Linked DNA regions of Homo sapiens: region 1 is linked to region 2. Evidence: chromatin loops called from intact Hi-C (ENCODE). Cell type or tissue: endothelial cell of umbilical vein. All regions are shown on one strand. Links, peaks and the distances in the headings refer to the core of each region. The heading gives the core; the rest is flanking DNA.

Region 1 (8,346 bases), core at 2,618-5,117, 87 kb after region 2:
AGAAATATCTCCACTTTTATTCAACATTGTAGGAAGTTTTAAACAAAACAACGGAACAAGAAAATAAATGTATAAGGATTGAAAAAAGTGGGGAAGAGCCTTTTTCCTAGACAATACAATAATATGCCAAGGAATGTAAAGTAAACGTCTAGGACAGATTACGATGTTTAACAAGGTTGCTGGATATAAACTTGACATATGTATTAAATTGCATTCCTATTTATAAACAACAGCAAGAAAACAAAGTTTCAATAATTACAATAGTAACAGTGAATATCAATTTAGATATTCTGGGAATAACTGTAAATAGATGTGTGAGATATCTCCAAGAAATATAAAATATTATTGAGAAGCATTAAAGGCAGTTAACTAATGAAGCTGCATACTATGTTCATTGCTTAAAAGTTGAAACATTACAATATGAATAGAATGTTATCCCACCCAAAACCATAACACATTTCATATAATTTGACAACATAATTTAAAAATTTATCTGGAAGTACATTCTTTTTTTTTTTTATTTTATTTGTTTATTTTTTTTTTGAGACGGAGTCTCGCTCTGTCACCCAGGCTGGAGTGCAGTGGCACGATCTCAGCTCACTGCAAGCTCCGCTTCCCGGGTTCATGCCATTCTCCTGCCTCAGCCTCCCGAGTAGCTGTGACTACAGGCGCCCACCACCACGCCCGGCTAATTTTTTGTATTTTTAGTAGAGATGGCATTTCACTGTGTTAGCCAGGATGGTCTCGATCTCCTGACCTCGTGATCCTCCCGCCTCGGCCTCCCAAAGTGCTGGGATTACAGGCGTGAGCCACCGCGCCCGGCCCTGGAAGTATATTCTTGAAGAATAAAGCTCAACTAAACATGCAGACTTATAATAAGTTTCTACTGATTAGCAAACTATGGTAGTAGCACAATGACAAGCCCATACACAAAAGGAACAGAATAATACGCTCAAAGATAGACCAATTTATTTATGGACGCTTGACAAATTAGATACTTCGCACTGCAGAGTAGTGGGATGGTGGTGGGGGGAGGCTTTGCAGAAAATGAGGGCCGAGTGGAAATCAATTTAAATAGAAAATAAACTAAATGGGACTTGCATGGCCCTGTGTATAAAATTCATTTCTAGGTATCTTTGTTGAAAAACATGCCTATAAGGCTATGAGAAAATTATTAACAACATATTTTTATTTCCTAGGGTAAAGACTAAATTTTAAAGCCTCCCAAAAAACACAAATAATAAAGTAAATGATTAATAAATTCCATTATATAAATATTGACAATTAGTGCATCACAGACACCACGAAAATGGTACAAATGCAAACCATAATGTAAGAGAATATATTTTTTTAAAAAATAACTAAATAGGGACTATAAAAACAAAAATACCACCACCACCACCAACAATGACAATGACAAATTCTTACCAATATTAAGATAAAGACAGGACTACATAAATGAAAAATGGGCAAAATATTCAAGAAAATGCTTTGTAAAGAGGGAAGGCAAATAGTCCGTAAATATTAGAAATAAGGGAAATACAAATTAAGAAAAATATAACTTCAAACTCACTGAGTTGTTAAAAAATTTACAGTCTGACAATACTATGTGTTGCGGAGGATGTGGAGATGTCATCTCATATCATGAGAGTATAAATTGATACAACCATATCAAAAGGCAGTGTGACATTATCTAGTAAATCTGAGAGCATGCAAAACTTATAATCCAGCAATTTCTCTCCTCAGTATGCATTGCAGAGAAACATAGGCACGTGCAACAATTATATACAGGCAGCTCTAAGTAATGTTATTCTGAATAGCCCCAATGTGAAAACACTCAAATATCCATCAGCAATAGAATAGCTCAATAAATTGTTATATTCATAAAATATTCAGCAATTAAAATGAATAAACCACAGCTGTACGCAATAATATAGATGGATTTTACAAACAAAATATTGAGCAGTAGATGCCAGAAACAAAATAATCTATATAGTATGATAGCTGTTCAAAACTATGCAAAACTCTGCTATTTAAGAAAGCATATGGCCGGGTGTGGTGGCTCACACCTGTAATCCCAGCACTTTGGGAGGCTGAGGCAGACGAATCACGAGGTCAGGAGTTTGAGACCAGCCTGGTCAACATGGTGAAACCCGGTCTGTACTAAACATACAAAAAATTAGCTGGGCGTGATGGCAGGCACCTGTAATCCCAGCTACTCAGGAGGCTGAGGCAGGAGAATCACTTGAACCTGGGAGGTGGAGGTTGCAGTGAGCTGATATCACGCCACTGCATTCCAGCCCAGGCGAGAGTGTGAGACTCCATCTCAAAAAAAAAAAAAAAAAAAAAAAAAAGCGCATATTTTTTTTAATAAAAAGAAATAATTCTCAGTTAAGTCAGGATATTGCTTACATCTGACAGCAAACAGGAGTTTGCAGTCTGGCAATACGCCCATGTTTCTAGGTGGGGATGTTTCATTACGCTGTCTTCTAACTTGATGTTGTTTACATGATGTTCACTTTATATGCATCCATTAAATGCCACATATATGTTTTACACTGTGTGTCATATTTAACCACTGAAAAAAATGTAAATTAAAAAAGTCCAGTGGCTGTCTTCAAGAGTTAGCTCCAACACATGAGGACGGACTCAACTCATTCAAGTAAACTTAGTTGTGTCCTCTTTGTCTCTAAAACATCTTGTATTTATATATCTTATAATGCTGGCTTTGTCTTGTTACGGTTTTGCATGTTACTTTCCCCTGCACTGAGTTATTGACCCTCAAGGGCTGGGACTACATCTTCCCCGGTTTTGTTTCTGGAGGGCCTAGCACAGAACTTGCTAGTACTTGCTGGTGCTAGAATGTCTTTTAATCAATGCTCAATCTTACCATGGTTATCTCCATCAGTCTAATGAGACCCAGCATTTTATTATTTTTCTATATCATATTTTTCTCCATTGAATACTAAAACTGTGCAAATAAACATGATTTCTCTACACAAAGCTAAATTTAAATAACCTTAGAGCTAGAACATTTACATAATTGTAGCTATGATCACATTTATGTAATATAGGGTCTTTTTAATAATGTCAGTTATATATAACAATTATTATCATTGTTCATAATAAATGAGATAAAAAGTTGGGTGTTATTTGCTATCAGTGAATGCTGATGAAATATTTGTCCCAGTCTGATTTGGTGAAAGTGGATATAGCCTAGCAGTTGTGATATACAAGCTGCCAGACATTCTGGTAAACAAAAACAAACAATGGAATTAGAGTTCTTAGGAGGAAAAAATATGGTGCTTCTTTTCAAATATTTTCGTACCAACTGCAACTTAGAATAAACAACTTATACATGTCATATATCATATGTGGTAGGTAATGCTGTTCCCCAGATGCCAGTTTCCAGGAAAAGAGTGCACAATTTATCCCAACAATTTATTCCAGTAATCAGACTATTAAAATACCCTTTTAGGTGAAATTTTCCTTACTGTTTCATGAACTACAAAAACATATACGACAATAAAATATTAGTACCCTGGCCAGCATTAGAAACACAAAAATCCAATTATAGTTGTTTTTAAGAAAAAAAGGAAAGAAAAAATACATGAACAGTTTACATAAACCAGGAAAAAGCTAATCACAAAGAAATGAAAAATATGTACGAAAAGTTCTTTATCACATAAGATATGTTGAAAGAATGGGGAGATTGCAGAATTTTATTTTGGGGTGGCTTAGGGATGACATTAACCAGTCCACAGTCCTATTGGTTTGATTAAATGCTTCCAGAAAATAAAAGTGAAGCCTTTTCATCTTGACCCTTTTTCAACTTTTCTCCTCTAAGACACTTTAAGAAGAAAACACAATTATTATAGAACCCATCAGTTTGTATTTGGTCTCCTACTTTTTTTCCCCAAAAAATACATATCAACTTCCCACGCATTATTTCCCAATTCCAAAAACTGGTATCATGGATTCTTAAGTATACACTTTACACTAAACGGGCTGACTGTTATGGGAAAGATCTCGCATACTTAATTATCATTTTATTTCATCCGGTACAAGGATGCCATCTACAGACATGACTGCGCATTTCCATGAGCTTCTCTGAAAGGATTCAAAATAAATGTTATAAGGAAGGATTCCAAAAGATGTAGTTATTATCCTGATTCTTTTGTAACATTTGTTCCTTTTTGGACTAAAATAAGTTTGAAGAATAATTCATTCCCATTATGTACCATGAAAATGTTCTGGGCAATCCATGCATTTATAATCCAAAAGAATTCGAATTCCTGTCGAAAGATAGAACAATATGTCAAGAGCTGGCATTGCATTTTGGTGTTTTGGGGGAAATCACAAAATAAAATGGACTAGGTATGTGATACTGGCATTCCTATGAAGTGCCTAAAATGAAGCTAAAATTCAGAATTAACACAGAAAGAATAATTTAAATTACTTCCTAAGCTGTAATAATAGACTTCCAGAACAAACATTTTTTATACTGGAGAGATGGAAAAAGAGAAATACGTGTTCTTAGTACAGACACTTGACATCTTTTTTCCCTTTAACTCTCACATCTTCTCACTTGTGAGGCAAGTTTTAACTGAGCCATACCCAGGTTAATCAATTTACCAAGTCCACACTGCTAAGTGATAGGGTGAAGATTCAGACACATGATTGCTAACCTCAAGTCTAATCCACTTTCCATTGTACCAAAGCCATAAATCTCAGGGGAAATCCTTCACAGCTTTAAAAATGGGAGAAGGGGATTTGATACTCTCACTGTTGTAGGGAAACTTGCAAAAAGCGTCTTCTATGTAGCTTTCAAATACACATTATTACATACTAACTACTAAGCTCTGCTGCACCGGATGTTTTTCTTGCAAAGACATACTATAAATAAAAATTGTAATAAAATATGATCCAGGAAACAGCTGGCTGCTGGGATGAAATCACATAAATGACTAAGTAGTAAATTACCTTCTACTTGATTTCAATGCTGGGTGAATTCGTCCTTTCTTAAACTAGATAAAAATAGGAACCAGCAATGAGGGACCCCAACTGAGTGCATCCTTTCCCTCCCTGAAAGCAAATCCATCACATTCTTCATGTGATGCTTCCCTGCTGAAGTACCATCTCCTTGAAAGAAAGAAGCACAACCGAGAATCCTCCAATTGCCATTCTTTTAAGCATTCACTCAACAATACTTTCCAATGCCCACCTTGAGTATCACAGGTAGACAGTATACAATTTTGAACAAAACAAACACAATACTTGCACACGAAGAGCTTACAGTAGCAGAAGGGTGAGGGGCTTGGAGGCGGGGCAGTCAACACGCAAATAAATTACACACAGTAAATCATCATTAAATATTTATTAAATGAAGCCTCTCCTTGCTAAAGTAGGCCTTACTGATCTCTCCCTCTCATCTCTCTGAGGATCACAGCACTTAAATTTTATAATATTATTTAGCTAGGTAAGCTTCCCAGGGAATGGAACAATATGTTATACTCCTTTGCTCTCCTAACATAATCAAATACAATATATCAACATGTACAGTATTTCATGATGTGCTGGGGTAGCAGAGGAAGTGGGAGGGAGGAGTGGCATGAGGGAAGGAAGAAGGAGTAAACAAAGAAGAAAGTGGAGAAAGAGGCCACTTCATTTGAATTATTATTTGCTTTCAGGAAAATAAAATATGTCTAACTCAAGAAAAAATGAATTCTATGTATGTGGAAACGAAACAGAAATGGTAGAAAAACACAGATCTAGACAGAAGCACTGTTTTAGTCTTAAGTGAGAAATTGGGTCTCACGCAGGGTGTGGAGGCACAGCGGGAGGCAGAGCTGAGCCTGGTGGTGTCATTGACAGCAGCTGGAGGGAGGATACCTCACATCGTGCTCACTAAGGAATCATAATGTCCAGATTTTCATTTATTTGAGTCAGATGATTTATGTGCCTGGGGAGCAGCACACTGACTATCACAGCGTCTATATCATTTTTTGTGTGTGGATACAATGCTATAAAAACACAAATATTAGAAAAATTCAAGGAAAGGAAAATAGGGGAGTAAACAGTATAAATTGCTTTGCCTCACTTATCCACCAAGAGCAATGCATGTTCTGGTTGGCTGTGGTCTCTGACTTTACTTTGTCTTCCAGGCTGGAGTGCAGTGGTGCAATCATGGCTCATTGTAGTCTCGACCTCCTGGGCTCAGTGTTCCTGAGTAGCTGGGACTACAAGTGCATACCACCAGGCCTGGCTAATTTATTTATTTATTTATTATTATTATTTTCTTTTGTAGAGATGGGGATTTGCTGCATTGCCCAAGCTAATTTTAAACTCCTGGCTTCAAGTGATCCTCCTGCTTTGTCCTCCCAAAGTGCTGGGATTACAGGTGTGAGCCACCATACCCAGCTTCTTTCCTTAATGAAGGTAGTAGCTTTCCTAGTCATTCTATTGCAGGCTTATTGGTCTCATAAAATTAGCACTGAAAACAAAATGGTTAATTTCCACATTCAGACTCATACAATTCTTTAAACAATTGGAATGCAAGTTATGTCTATACTGTTCTTGAAATATTCCAAATGGCATAGAGAAACTGAACCATAGGTGTTTCCTACTCTCATGTATAACAGCATTCAATTAAAAAATAAAGCTGTGGCCAGGTGCGGTGGCTTATGCCTGTAATCTCAGTACTTTGGGAGGCTGAGGTGGGCGGATCACCTGAAGTCAGGAGTTCAAGACCAGCCTGGCCAACATGGTGAAAACCCATCTCTACAAAAAATATAAAAATTAGCCAGGCATGGTGATGGGTGCCTGTAATCCCAGCTACTCAGGAGGCTGAGACAGAAGAATCGCTTGAACCCAGGAGGTGGAGGTTGCAGTGAGCTGAGATCACGCCATTGTACTCCAGCCTGGGTGACGAGAGTGAAACTCTGTCTCAAAATAAATAAATAAATAAATAAATAAATAAAGTTGCAGAATACATATGATCAAAAACTACTGCATTCCACTAAGAACTTGCAAATGAATTTTAATATCCTGCTTGTAAAAATACCGAATATTATGATGTCAGGTTCCTTTTCCCCTACTATGCTGTTGTAACTGGATATACAAAACCTGCAAATGGGAGCTAGCTAGCTAGATATGGAAATGTTTCTATGTATACAGAGAGAGACATCAACAGACATACATACAAATACAAAATATCAGATATAGTTTCAAGAGTACATAAGTTATCCCTGAAAGCTATATTAAAACTTTCAGTTAGCCGGGCGCAGTGGCTCATGCCTGTAATTCCAACACTTTGGGAGGCCGAGGCAGGCAGATCACAAGGTCAAGAGATAAAGACCATCTTGGCTAAGATGGTGAAACCCCGTCTCTACTAAAAATACAAAAAATTAGCCAGGCGTGGTGGCACGTGCCTGTAGTCCCAGCTATTTGGGAGGCTGAGGCAGGAGAATGGCTTGAACCCGGAAGGCAGAGGTTGCAGTGAGCCGAGATCACGCCACTGCACTCCAGCCTGGGTGACAGAGCAATACTCTGTCTCAAAAAAAAAAAAAAAAAAAAAAAAAAAAAATCAGTTAAGATAATCCAACAGTCTAAATATTATCTTATCAAAACCAGTGTACACATGAACAAGATTTAACTTTTGTGAGAGAAGGTATTTTAAATGCTTAAGTAGCTAAGCCTTTAAAAAATGCTATGCTTATTTTCTTATTTATTTGTTTTTCTAAACTAATTAGGTTATTTCCAATTCAAAATTTCTTACTTTTACAAAAAGAGTAGATACTGGGAGAAATTTGAATCAGTTCAATGCCTGGCACCTTTTCTAAATATCCCCTGTTATATCCAATACTCGGCAAACTTCATTCCTAACCCCCACTCCTGATTTGAAAACCATGCATGAGGATGCTTCTGATATTGATCATCCTGGTTTCTGCTCTGTCAAAGACCAACCCGGCCTTGGCACCAACCACCTTGTGAAAGAATACAGTTCTGTTCTGCAAATTCTCTTTAGTGAGGTCTGGAGGTTCTCACTGTCATTCTAAACAAGAATTTGAGACTTGGCAGCCCAATGCATGGCTGCCTCTGTACTGCATCACAGCAGCCGAAATCTTGGCAGCTAGTCAAAAGCTCGTGAAAATTTCAAAGGTACAAAGCTCCCCTCAGAGCTCCAAAGAAGCAAGGGAGCTTTCAGCAGGATCATAACAGGTGCATCAAAGTAATGCAAAGGGGAGAAAAAGGCTTCTTGGACCTAGCAACAAATAAATTTATAAAAATAAACATGCACACATAAACCCTGTTTTATATGTGTCAAAAAAGCCCCTTTCAATATTC
Region 2 (8,346 bases), core at 2,328-4,827:
CTTCAGTTTATCAATAATCTGATTTATCACAGGATCAATTCCTTTGACTTTGACTTCAGGATTTCCAGACTGGGCTTTGATTCCATTTCCAACCACACGCTGAGTATAACTAGCAAGGGAAATGTGAAAGATATGACTTAGTACCTGATCAGGGTATTATCTGTCACAGCTATCTGAACATATTTGAGGTCGGAATTTCCTCCTTTAGAGAATACACCAATGTATTTTTCTCTTGGAACAGAAACTGGCACAGCTGTAATGTTTTTCCAGGAAAAATGCTAAAATGCTTATCGTGCCATTAGATCAATCTAAAAATAATGTTATTCACTCAATGGACCCAACCAGAAATTACTTGTTTTTTGATACTACTTAACAATATGCTACAAAGAGTTAATATATATCTCACTTTGTTACCAGGTCTTGCTGAATTATACATATGTCCACACTCATATTGTCTGAGTCAGCTTATTTTATGCAGTCCTTATCTTATTTTTTAAGTATTAGGCTACTACATATATACTATATATATATATATATATATAAAGAGAGAGAGAGAGAGAGAGTAGCCTAATATATCTATATTATATAGTAGTATATACTTGTATATATAATATATATTATATATATACATGTACATATATCTTAGCCTAATATATATTATATATATATTTCCTAATTAGTTCCTCCAAGTAATAAGTGATTAAACTTTTTAATAATGATAATATCAATTGGACATGATAAAAATAGTTTTATTAATAAATCTTTTGATTTTTAAAATAAGCTTGAACACATTTCTTTTTGTAGGCATAGAGGGACTTAGAGTTAAGAATTCTAGTATCCATTAGGGATTTGGCAGTATACATCAATAACAAACAGTAGAAGGAAAACAATTATACCTATGTTATTAATGTGTAATAATATTCTTTATTTTTGAAAAATAAAATTATACATATATATATGGCACATCACTTAAATCCTCTGTGGCACTGTTATGTTATTCTTTACTCTTCCAGTATTCCAAGCAGATCACACATGTGGCATATATATATATATAAAATATATAAAAAATATATAACTGTACAAGGCAATATCATAAACCATAACTGTACAAATTTAAATAATCAAATTTTTAAGCAACTAAAATCTGCAAAATATTTTCTAAGTAGAGGAAACAATCCACTTTCACCTAGGTTCACCTAAACAAAGATCTGGTAAATCATGTCGTATGTAAAAGGGTCATTTCACCGGTGGTGAAAGCCATTTGAAATTTCACTACCTTCCCCAAATTACAATCATATAATGTCAACTTAGAATTAATAAAAATATTTAAACTCATTAGTCACAAAGATGTCTTAAATGCATGCTATATTCCAAGTCCTATACTAGGTGATTAGGATTATAAGAAGGTGTAAGACACAATTTTTGTCCTCATAATGCTCATTACTTAACCAGGAATATAGTAATTAACTCATTCATTTGTATGTTTATTCATTACATTTTATTACATTTTTAAAAAACCATAGATTTCAGCAATATAAATACTCTTATTTGCCTGGCAGAATAGTGTAATATAAACACAACTGAACAGTTAAAATACAACATTATGAAAGTAGCTGGAAGGAAATGCACATGCCAAGTGTGAGGAAAGATAAGACAAGTAGTAGACATTCTGGATATGGAGAAATCCACGTGGACTTAGACTAGGGAAAAACTGAGGGAGAAATTGTAACTTGAAGTAGCCTTTGATGTATTGAGGTAAGAAGAGGACAGCTGTGGTATGGTTAACGAGAACTTCAGGGCAAAGGATGTCATCCCAGCAAGGAAAATGGCAAAGGTATGTGAACAAAGCAGACAGGGAGAACGGGCCTCCATTCACAAAGCAGAGAGTACAAATGGTGGAAAGCAATGGATAGGAGGTCACACCCCGAAGATTCTACCCTGAATGTTTAAGACTCTCCATTGAGTGATACAATGAACTCTGGAGACTCAGAACAGGGACGTTGGCAGGGGGGGTGAGGGATAAAGAAACTACATGTTTGGTACAATGTACACTACTCAGGTGACACGTGCAATAAAATCTCAGACTTCACCACTATACAAGTCATCCATGTTGCCAAAACTACTTGTGCTCCAAAAACTATTGAAATTAAAGAGACATTTTAAAATGAAAACAAATACTATCATCTGAGTAATTTGTTTGCTTACATTAAATATCATAATACTTTTCAGCAAAAATATTCTCATTTTAATGTAACTTTCCTTCCCTATATTTGAGCAGAGTATTGCACTATCCATAAACACCCTCTGAATTTTTACAGAAATTGAAAAATCTTTGAAGAAAATAAAAGAAGGTTCTATGTTTGAGATTATGGCTATATTAAAGGGGTTTCAATAAATATCCAGTTCTTCCTGAGATAATATACTTCCAGTGACCAGTTTTAAGAAGTGGATCAAACATTTCCTAACTAGGTCCTTCAAGTAATAATCAGTGATTAAACTTTTTGATAATGATACTATCCATTGGACATGATAAAAATGATAATATTAACACATCTTTTGATTTAAAATATAACCTTGGACCCACTTCTTTTTGTAGGCATGCAGGGAGTTTAGAGTTAAGTATTCCAGTATTCATTAGGGATTTGGCAGTATACATCAATAACAAATAGTACAAGGAAACCAATTATTCTTTATTTTAGAAAAATAAAATTTTATACTCATATATATAAATAAATATATAGAGAGAGATAGAGAGAGAAAGAGAGTAACCATCTCTTAAATTATCTGTAGCACTGCTGTGTTATTCCTTATGCTCCCAATATCCTAAGTAGATTGCACATGTGGCTGTTTTATTAATGTGTTGAATATTTGTAATGATAGTGAATAATATGAATAAATAAATTGATAAGTGCATAATTATGATTTAGGCATTGCTTTACTCTATCTGGAGTTTGTCAATTCATGATAAACATCTTTTGGTGACCATGAATAAGAAACTCATAGACCTCAAAGTACGGGAAGTCTGACTGATTTAAGGCCATTTGCTGCTTCACTCTAAAATCTGTTTCTGCATTTGCCCCTCAGTCAATGACTGAGGGCAGCAAGATTGCTAATGCAGATCCCTCATTAGGAGACACAGGGCTTCTCTGAGGACCAGGCTTGGCTCAGGATTCCCTGAAGACTTTTCTTACCCTTCCTTAGACTGTACTTCATGCTCCAGTGCTTCCACTCAACCTTCGTTTCCTCTTTTCTTCACTCTAGGTCAGACTTTCCTCACAGCTGAGAGCTCTTCCAGGCTTACTCAGCTTCCTCTCCATTTTCTCTCATAGGAATTTCCCTTAATAAAATCCTCTTGTGTTTAACCCCTTTTTAACATCTACCTCTTGGAGGACCTGGACTAACCCACCATGTAATATTTGTATTATAATTACTCCCATTCTACAGCTGGAGAATCTGGGATCTGGAAAGGTTAAGTAACTTGAGTTACTCAAATAAGGCCACACTATATACATAAAGTGTGCTGCAAGGAACACACACTCCAAAATACAACCACCAATAAGTATCAATCCTGAAACCGACTAAGAAAAGGTAAAGATATAATTAGCTTGGTGCAAAATGTTATTTTTTTCTCTAATTACATTTTCTAAGGTTTCATTGTTTCTAATTAAGAAGGCATGTGTGATTTTCTTCAAAATCCTCCTCAACAAGCCAGGTGTGATGGCATGAGCCTTTAGTCCCAGCTACTCAGGAAACAGAGGCAGGGGGATCATGGGAGCCCAGGAGATTAATGCTGCAGTGAGCTGTGATCACACCACACTGACCATGTGACCATGAGTATAAAACTCACAGACCTCAAGCCTGGGCAACAGAGCAAGACCTGCCTTAAAAAAAAAAAAAAAAAAAAAGAAAGAAAAGAAAGTAAAACTAAGCAAAACAAAACAATCCTCCTCAACAAATGGTTGCATGTAACCAGCTAAACAGTAATATAACTGTTGTTGGCAGGGTGAGAAGAAACTAGCAGACTGTAGGTTTGCCGTACAGTGTTTCTGTTTCTCCAGAAAATACAGACATAATATAGGCAATGAAAACTGAGACTCTTTTCTTAATTTTAATTAAGCTATTAATTGATTTACATCATTTACTTACAGGCCAGAAAAGTTTCTTTAAAAAGGCAGGAATGTTGTTTCATGTTAATCTAAGGAATTGCTTACCTGCTTACCTTTTGGTTTTGTTCTTAATTATCACAGCTACTAATACAGTAAAATAATATTTAGATAAAATGTATTATAATTATAGCTGATAAAAATCTCATTCCAAGCTGTTATATTATTGAATATTTCAGAGTCACTCTTCTTATGAGTCATATAAATAAGGAAAAATACTGCAAAGTAGACACACATTACTTCAAATGAAATGTGATTTAATAAAATCAGTTATTCTCTTCCAGTTTTGTAATGTTCAAAATAACCACAATTGAAATAGTGATACATACACATCAGAACAGTTCAAATAAAAAAGAGAAATGATACCAAGTGTTGGCAAAGATGTGGAGCAACTGGAACTCTCTCCCACTGTGGATGGAAATGTAAACTGACGGAAACCACCATTTCCCACGTATGCTAAATCTAACCATATTCTATGACCTTGGGCATATACCCAACAATATTTACCAAAAGACAGATACATGAATGCTCAGAGAAGCACCTTTCAAAATAACCACAAACTGGACATTTATTATATTTGTATAATGATATAGTATATAGCAATGAGAACTAATGAATTACAACTATATGCAAAAAGATTGACAAATCTTATAAACTAAATATTGAATGAAAGAAGCAAGATACAGAACATATTCTATGATCTAATTTACTAAAAATTTTAAAACGAATCAGTTATGTTCCAAATCACCACAAGAGCTACCCTATGAGATAGTGTCTAGAAGAAATAATATCAAGTTTCCTGATTTTAGTATTGGATACACAGAAGTGCTAAGTTTGTTAAAAAAAAAAAAGTACTGAGCTGTACAGTTAAGATTTGGGTGTTTTACTGTTTGTATGTATTTTCAGCCTTATAAAATTATGTTAAAAAGCCTCTATGCTCTTTTTCTTAATATGTTTACAATAGACAAATTTTCATTGAGCCACAGTATAAATAAAAAAGACCCACACAGGTATGTTTAACATAGACTAAGTGGTCTGTCGTCATTAAGTGAGTACTTTAGGATCTAAGTCTGATATAAAACCTCACTTCCCTGAAGGCTTTAATTTGCATGCAAAAAAACATGGTTTCTAGATTAAATTTTTTTGTAACCAATAATTTTTATTTGAGTTCCCCTCGTGACATTTTAATAAATCATTAATTCCTTCTTTTTCTTTTTAAGGTACAAGTAATGGATAAAACATTTCAAAGATCCCTACAGAAGTCTCTTGACTTGAAATATTGTTCACATTACAATGAAAAGGATGGAATAAAACCAAAAAATATAGACAGGCAGATTTTTTGTTGGGGAAGTAATAGACCCACCATCTGTGCTTCTTTCTTCTAAGCAGAGCTGGGAATGAGTGACAGCAGTTGAACAGGAATACTTGCTCCCCAAGCACTACTTGTTTTTCATTAACAAGGAAAAAAGGCAAGCCCTGATATATTTACATTCTACAAAATTGTTTTTAAATGATGATAACAAGATCTTAGTTCCCTCTCTGTTGAACATATAAAATTTTAAAAGGCATTGTAATAAATTTATATACAGCACTTCAGGAGGAAGTCATTTCTCCTGACTTTACCAGCTTGTCCTATTTGAAACTGATACCATGCCCTATTGGCTGATAGTAATTTCACTTTATTTAGAATACAATAGAATTTGGCTCAGATTCACACCAAAAGTATAGTATTCTGATGTGCACTTACACAGTTTCAGGGGAAACAATATCTGGAATCTGACCCTGGAATTCATTACAAATCAGTTACAGGGGTCTGTCTTGGAATTTTTTGATAACTGGACTGGGACAGAATGTAAGAATAAATCATTAATAGTAGATGAGGAAAACACTTGATGAGAGCTTTCTTGTTTTACCTTTATTGCTATTTCTATCGGGGGTTAAAAAGAGAATGGGGGCCATGTTGTGGTTGTTATTCTTGTTGTTGTTTGATTGGTTTGTTTATTATGTTCTTGTATGACCTGGTTATGTGGCTGGATATTAAAATTCTTTCCATTTCCAGAGTCATAAATCTCCTAATTTCTAGGAGATTAAACACTGGTTTTATCTTTGGCTCTGGTAAAAATGTTGCTATCTTGGCTTAAAAGGAGGTCTGGGAAATATGTTGTATCTATTCATCAGTGAAGGTGAACTGCTTCTACAAGAACAAATTTTCCATACAAACCATTTCTAGGCCTCCCTTCCTGGTTCTGACAGCAAATGTGAAAGCAAGGACTAGAGATTTGGTTTTTGTAAGTTTCCTCAAATACTTGGGAAATACTGGATTCCATTGCCAAGTGTTGACTTTTGTACACTCAACTTGTACACAGCACTTTTTCTCTATGTTGAAAGTCCTAATCTTTGAAATCTCAGAATGGAAAAGAGTTATATGATTGATTTTATGTGCCAGGTTTATGGGACTACCTTTCATGGAAGATAGGAGGCTTACAGGGGATTTAGAGAAAGGAGACATCTGTGGAATCAATTCAAAATGATTAAGCCTTTTGTGATCCCACTATCTCACTTCAATTGTTGAGCCACAAAACTACTTTTAAGTTAATCTCTAACATTAATTTGGCTTTATAATTACATATAAATAATGTCTAAATTTGACACCTATGTTTTTAAACTTAATAATGAAGTCAAAATAAATGGAATTAAGGAGAGCTTATTATGATCTTTATTGTTATTTATATATAACAAATTTCCTATTAAGAATATAATATTTTATGATATGGATGTCATTAACATTAATAAAGATATTATCATGCTTTGTACAGCAACCAACCTGAAAATTTTACCATCCCACTGCAACAAATATAATAAAAACATGTTCAGAAAGACTTAGAAACTCATTAAAGAATGGATATTAATCACTGTTCACCCTAACTCCTGATTTGGCAAGGCGTGAATCTACGCATGCCAGTTTAGTCAGGTGGCAGGTAAGTAGTCCCATTGCATTTCATAAAATAAGCATCTGTGTGAATTTGAAAGATAATATTTTCACATGAAAAACTAATGACTGCACACGTAAAATCAGTAGTGTTTTGGAAGCTGTCATTTCAAAAAAAATTACCTACCTAATTAAAAAGTAGCACAAATGAACTTTTGCCTACGTAAAAAAATAGAACATTGCTTAGCCTTTTCTTAAACCCCTCCCCAATCTTACCAAGAAAGGATAAATACGTTTTTTATAGTCAAAGCTCTGTTTTTATGGTTTTAAATTTTTTAATCAAAAATTCAAAGCAAATGATAATAAATCTTTAATTTATAATTATCCTAATTTGATTCAAAGTGACTGTCCAAATATGAAATGATCAATTATAACTATAATCAATTACCAATAATGCTATACGAGTTTGAAATGTTATACTAACTTGCCTTTTCCAGGAATGCATTTTAAAATTAAACTCCTCTCAGTAAGATCAAGGCTATCCTTCATGGATTTATGATGATAGATAATCACCACTTTGTACTGATTTGCTGTCTCACTTCACTGTTTGATACCAACATATGAAAGTAAATATGCTATTTAGGGGAAAACTGTTATCTGAGTACTAATAAATTAAATGCTATTTTAAGCCAACAACAAAATGATTTAGAGTACAAATTTTATTTAACCAACTTTTCATTAGAAGCATTATAAAATTCTGAAAGATCCTAGAATCTTATATAGCTTTTTTGTATTTTTTTCAAATGTAATTGACACAAGCACGAATTAAATTTCATATTTAAAAAGCTTCTGGCTACATTAAAATATACTTTAAAATTACTTGCAAGATACGATAATTCTAAGATTACCAACATATCATGCAAATGAAACACCTAGATACTTCCTACCAACACATGATATAATAAAACCAAGAAGAACTTCTGAATTAGAATGTAGTAGTCGCCTAGGGCCATCATACCTAATTATCACAAACTTGGTGGGTTAAGAGGACAGAAATATATTCTCTCACAGTTCTGAAGCCTGGACCTCTGAAATCAAGATGTTGGCAGGGCCATACTCCCTCTGAAGACCCTCAGGAGGAATCCTCCCTTGCTCCTGGCAATCCTTGGCCTTCTTTGATTTGCGACTGCATAACTCCAATTTCTGTCTCCATCTTCACATGACCTTCTCCGTGTGTGTCTTTTCCTGTGTCTT

The links. Hi-C counts contacts between places; a loop is a spot of excess contacts. Peaks named below come from ENCODE experiments on the same cell type or tissue, not always from the same donor. Only the 100,000 strongest peaks of a DNase experiment are listed, where the experiment ranks them.
Region 1: a loop joins it to region 2, with 2.4 times the contacts of the local background. A loop is called at or near these places in 1 of 110 quality-filtered maps.

The regions. Positions count from the first base shown.
Region 1 is chr13:91,813,160-91,821,505 of GRCh38, reverse strand. The region is part of intron 5 of GPC5 (glypican 5); the gene reads right to left. Among named protein-coding and RNA genes, the nearest start is that of GPC5, 420 kb to the right of the region's middle. In endothelial cell of umbilical vein, for the core only: a CTCF peak has its summit at 4,128; no DNase peak of the experiment used is centred there.
Region 2 is chr13:91,899,700-91,908,045 of GRCh38, reverse strand. GPC5 (glypican 5) reads right to left here. Exons shown (of 8, transcript NM_004466.6): 6 at 1-109. Among named protein-coding and RNA genes, the nearest start is that of GPC5-AS2, 450 kb to the left of the region's middle. In endothelial cell of umbilical vein, for the core only: no CTCF peak of the experiment used is centred there; a DNase peak (open chromatin) is centred at 3,265; H3K27ac peaks cover 978 bases.